2 separate regions of the Homo sapiens genome follow, and region 2 is linked to region 1. Evidence: chromatin loops called from intact Hi-C (ENCODE). Cell type or tissue: mammary epithelial cell. All regions are shown on one strand. Links, peaks and the distances in the headings refer to the core of each region. The heading gives the core; the rest is flanking DNA.

Region 1 (2,924 bases), core at 225-2,724:
GTTCACCACCACACCCAGAAGCAGGACACTCATTTCTGGGTAGAAATCTTTAACTTTCAGTGAATCCAACACATGCAGTTGTATTATCTGATCTATCTCCAGCAGGAGACAGAGGAGCAGAGCTCGTGCACAGTTGGCTTGATTTTGAATGAGACTGACAATGCAGCTGAAACAGGATGGTGGCCAGGGCACAGTGAGGCAGGTAGAAAGCCTGTGGGAGCAAAATATAAGGAGGTGCTCACCTTCAGTGTCATGCAAGTGACTCAGATAAATGTCGTGAAGATGAAGGAGGAAGACAGAGGGAAAGACAAATGACCAAAAGGAAAGGGGTGTTAGGCGATGGCCTGGGCTCTAACCCTGCCTAGGGGAGGCTGATGTGCATTAAAGGTGAAAATGTTTGAGATGAAGAGACTGAGTCTGTTGCCCTTGCACAACCTGAAGTCACTTGAGTCGACGGCAGGAACCAGGAAGAGGAAGGCTGTGAGCTTGGTCCCGACATCCTCAGTGGATAAGAACAAGCTCTAGGAAGTCTGTCCAGGGAAAGGTGGAGGCTTCTACTGGACAACCTGACCTCAAGTGACCAGAAACTGAGTATGATGGGGGAGAGGTGGGTGCAGCAGTGGAGAGGAAGCTCTCAGGAGCTCTGGGGAGCTGGCCAGTGCTTCTCCTAACCGAGAGACACGTGGTTTTGGGGGATTGAGCTCCTTTGAGTGATGTGGTGCCCCCAAGGGAGAGTAAAATCACTTAAATAAGCATTAAATAAAAATTAAAGGAGGCCATTCTTGTGGGCTAAGCTCCTGCACTAGCCCCAACAGACCAGACTAAAAACTAAAATGGAGTCATTAATTCTGAGGTTCTTCTTCACCAAACCAAAACTGAGTTATCTGGTCTTCGGAGAAATCAGGAGAGAGAGATCAAATCCAAATTTCCCAAACAGGCCAGTTTCAATGGCATGCTAATGAAGTTCCCCATTGCCTTTAGTCCTTACAAAAAAAGAGTAACCTAATGTTAACAAATCAATTATTTCTCTATTCTTCTGTTTTCCTGTTCCCACATTAAAGTAACTTTGAAATGACCAATTCACAGTTTGCTTCCTGTTCCTGCTTTCTTCAGCCCCTCTCCGAATATAAAACTAATCTCCTGTGCTACACTTATTGGAACATTTATTATGGAACAAAGTGTTGCCTGATTCTGGAATATCAAATAAAGACAATTCAGATCTTTAAACTAAATTGTTGTAATTTTGTCTTTGGACAGTGGGGGAGTAGATGGGATGTGCAGCACAGAGGTTACCAGGTGAAAGAGAACTGTGCCCTTGGGTTCCAAAGGGAGTGAAAAGGTGGATGGATTAGGGAAGACACAGGGCAAAGCAAAACAGATGAGATGATGGGAGAGGGCTCATGACAAGACACTTACCTGAAAATGTCTTTATTTCAGTCATACTTAAACATTCACTTTTTCTGAATACACGATTCTAGTCTGACAAGTGTTTTCCCTCAACATATTGAACAGTGGAAGATACTCCTCAATTTTTGATAGGGTTACATCATAATGGGGGTTAGATAAACTGAAAATATCCTAGTTGAAAACACAGTTTTGACTTAGGATATTTTCAACTTATGATGGTTTGTGCAGACATAATCTCATCACAAGTCAAGGAACATACTGAATGCACATTGGTTCATCACCATTATGAAGCAGAACAATTGTAAGTCAAGTCACCATAATTTGGGAACTGTCTAAATTTGTCAATCTAAATGTCATTTCACATTGATGATCTTTTTTTTTTTATTTTTGTTTTTCCTCACAGGCTGCTTTAAAGGTATTCTCTTGGTATTGTTGTACTTTAATCTTACAACAAAGTGTGTATTAATAGATGGATTCCTTTTTTTGCCTTGGGACATCAGTTTCTGTAGACATGAATTTATCTTTCATCAGCTTTTGGTAAAATATTCTTAAATATTGATACCCCTTCATTTGCTCCTTTTGGAACACCAATCAAAAATATATTAAAACCTTATTCTTCTTTAATGAAGCCACCTTTGCAAAATTATGAAAGTAAGAGAATTCTGACATAGTTGACTCCATCTTGCTTCTAACTTCTAAACTGTCCTTGGTTATTCCTGGGTGCAGGTCAAGCTATCTTTGGGAGAAATTTAGTTTATAGTTTAACTTTAAAAACAAGAATGATAATAGTGCTTCCCAAGAGGAAACTGCCTTTATAAAACTAATGAAAGGCCACAAGGTTAGGATTATGGGAGGAGGCTAAATTCTGCTTAAATGAGTGTAGTTTATTTATTTATTTATTTTTCTTTTTTTCTTTTTGAGATGGAGTCTCGCTCTGTAGCCCAGGCTGGAGTGCATTGGCGCCATCTGGACTCACTGCAACCTCCACCTCCCGGGTCCCGGTTCAAGCAATTCTCCCGCCTTAGCCTCCTGAGTAGCTGGGATTACAGGCACATGACACCATGCCCAGCTAATTTTTGTATTTTTAGTAGAGACAGGGTTTCACCATGTTGGTCAGGCTGGTCTCAAACTCCTGACCTCATGATCTGCCCGCTTCGGCTACCCAAAGTGCTGGGATTACAGGCATGAGCCACCACACCTGGCAAAATGAATGTAGTTTCTACAATCCTTTATCCCTCAGGAGTCATGTGGCCAGAGGTCACGTAATCTGTGACTTCCCCAGTTGCTTCTATAGATAACATCACTATTATAGAGGCTAAGATTGGTCTTTAAAAATTTTTTTAATGTTTTTATTTCAATAGGTTTTTAGGGAACAGGTGGTGTTTGGTTACATGAATAAGTTCTTTAGTGGTGATTTCTGAGATTCTGGTGCCCTCATCACCCGAGCAGTGTACCCTGTACCCAATGTGTTGTCTTTTATCTCTCAATACCCCCTACCCTTTCCCCTGAGTCCCCAA
Region 2 (2,924 bases), core at 115-2,614, 160 kb after region 1:
ATGGGGTTTCACCATGTTCGCCAGGCTTGTCTCGAACTCCTGACCTCAAGTGATCCACCCTCCTCGGCCTCCCAAAGTGCTGGGATTACAGGCATGAGCTACCGTGCCCGGCCCTTTTTAATTATATTATAACTAGCTGGGAAATGTGTCACCAATTTGCCACAGGTCTCACTATTCTCTATTGTTCACACCTTTTCTTTACTTGGCACGATGAGCTCATTGACATTCTGCTGGTCCTTGAAGTCATTCCATTTCTACTTCTGGCTTAGATTCCTGCTCAGAGACCCTATACTGATCAGCATAACAAATTTAGGCCAATGAAAGAGTGCAGCCATTGATGCATATAACATATTTAGTGTACATTATTTGATTGATTGAATTCATGAATAAGACCTTTATTCTTTTAGGATATACCTGTGTACTTACATAGATCATCAGAAAATAAGATGTCTTCACTTTTTATTGCTAGCAAGAGCTGGAAGAAAAATATAATCAAATTCTCCTGCAATTTCTGACGTTACATGGAGATCCAACAGAAAGAAGCCAGCAACTATAGTGTAGAAAGGATTCTGAGTTTTAAACACACACACACACACACACACACACACACACACACACACACACAAAGACACACATGCACAAACACACACACAAACACACACACACATATATACCTGCAGAGGTTCCCTAATAGCAGAGAGCCAAGGACCTTTTTATAGATGAAGAAAACAAGAGCTGAGGTGCTAGGTGAACAGTGCTAATGAGTGTGGCTGGGATATCCCCTGCCTTGGTCAGCCAGAGCACTACAGGTGCAGCTCACTTGGTGGTGTCCTCAAACCTGAAAGCCATTGTGTTCTACACTATGTAAGAAGCTACTTCTCTGGATTGGCCCCAGCATCTTCCTCTGAGCCAAGAACTTCAGTGACACTGGTGGTAGGAGAGTGAGTCTGGGCAAGAAAAAGAAGATCACAAGACAGGAATTGCCTTATGAAGAGCCCTGAAATGATAGGAAAATTTCAAGAAAATAGACATGGCACTACAAAATAAGCTTAATTTATTTTGAATTTATTGATTAGATACTTATATAGTGCTTAATATGTTCCAGGCATGTCCTAAGCTCTTAAATACGTTAACTTGAATAATCACAACAACCTGGTGAGGTAGGTGTTATTGTTCCCATTTTACAGAGAAAAAGATGGAAGAACAGAGAAGTAAGGTAACTTGCCCAAGGTCACATAGCTCAAACTGGGGGAGCCAGGAAGGGAATCAATGCAGTCTCTGTGCTGAACCAAGTTGCTACGGCATTTCCCTAGTGAAGTGAAGGGGCTGGTAGACAGGAAGTGAGGATAGTTAGGCTCAGGAGGTGGATTTCTTTCAGGACAGGACTTGCTGACTTTCCCCAGGCTACACCATTGTTGTGGCTCCCTAGAGTAAGGAGAAAAGAATGTGAGAGAGAAGAGGAGCTGCTCTCACCTCCTCCCCACCCCACTTCACTTGGCTCCTGACCCCACCTTCTCATTGGCTCTGGTTCCTCACTTGGCTGGGAGGTGCATCCATTCAGGTAAATGATGCACTTACAATATAAGATGTAAACACTTATATTGGAAATATTTCAGGAATACTTCAGGAAGAAAACCGGACTAAGAATTATGAGAATTGGATTCTAGGATTTTCTCTGCCTCTAACCAGCTGTGTGACCTTTGGAAAATCATAACTTCTCTGGACTTGTGATTCTTCATCTGTTAAAAAAAATGAAACAAGACTGGACTAGAATATTGCAAAGCTTCCTTAGAGTTTAGATACTCCATGATTCTATGATATAAACAAACCAAATATTTTAGCAAATGTTCCTATAATGTTGATAAAACAACTTAAAATGTCTGAGCTAATTTCAACTCCATGCATTTCAAAAACAAGATCTCTCCTCATTTTTGTTTTCACTCTTGTTTTTTGTTTATATACATGTTCTTACTTGTTACCCCAGAAGGTGAGGAAAGCTTCATACTGTCTGACCAGGTTTTCCTTTATTTTATTGTTTTATATTATTTTATCACAGTTTAAATGTCATAATACAAATCAGAATAGTCCAAAATAGTGCAAAGCCTGTCAAGATTTTTTTGAGGAAATTCACAGGAACTTCCTGTATTTTCACAACCATTTAGCATATGCCAGATGGGAAAAATAATGCATTGCTTCCCGAGGAAGTGGGACATTTAGTAAGACAGTTTTTCACACATAAAAATACTGTCTTTTATCTCTGAACTACCCATGGATCTATGAAGGGAAAAAATGCCTTGGATCTGTAAGGTTTTTGTGGTAAGAAGTCCCTGTGTGAATCAGAGAAGAACTTACTGAAACTCTGTTCTGTGTAAGCACTCTTATAGGTGTTGTGGGGATTTAAAGAAGAAACAGAGGCCTCCTACCCAGCTTAAAGAGATTAGGCTTCTAGGAAAACAAAACATGTTAAACTATGCAGTTACAGGAAGCTGAGAGTGTGAGATGGTGTCCAGGGCAGATCAGTAGCTTTGAGGGTTACTTCAAAGCCTGTGTCCGAAGCCACCAACACCTTATAAAAACTCAGGGACCACACTTCTTGGCTCAGAGAATTCCTATGAGGTTTGGCCACCACCTTCTGCTTTTGCTTGTGAACTTTTTGTTATCATCTTGCCACGTTGTAACAGGATGTCACCTCCCTGCCCAGCCCTCATGTGGAGACAACCTGGAGGTTGCCAGGCCTCCATGGGCTGGCCCTGAGGCTCCCCAGTGTGCAGGGCCTCTGCTCAGCCCAAGTCGGGTGGAGTCTTCCAGTCATCCTTCCCTCCTGGTTCTCTCGCAGCTCACCTCCAATCCAATCCCTCAGAAAATCTTCTGCCTTTAAGACACATGGAGTCTGACCACTTCCCTCCACTCTCCACCACTTCTCC

The links. A loop is a pair of places that touch in the nucleus more often than their neighbours do. Peaks named below come from ENCODE experiments on the same cell type or tissue, not always from the same donor. Only the 100,000 strongest peaks of a DNase experiment are listed, where the experiment ranks them.
Region 2: a loop joins it to region 1, with 2.3 times the contacts of the local background. A loop is called at or near these places in 1 of 110 quality-filtered maps.

What each region holds. Positions count from the first base shown.
Region 1 is chr7:41,225,276-41,228,199 of GRCh38, forward strand. No RefSeq gene overlaps it. Among named protein-coding and RNA genes, the nearest start is that of LINC01449, 130 kb to the left of the region's middle. In mammary epithelial cell, for the core only: a CTCF peak has its summit at 1,293; no DNase peak of the experiment used is centred there; H3K27ac peaks cover 205 bases.
Region 2 is chr7:41,384,814-41,387,737 of GRCh38, forward strand. No RefSeq gene overlaps it. Among named protein-coding and RNA genes, the nearest start is that of LINC01449, 280 kb to the left of the region's middle. In mammary epithelial cell, for the core only: no CTCF peak of the experiment used is centred there; a DNase peak (open chromatin) is centred at 1,398; H3K27ac peaks cover 1,909 bases.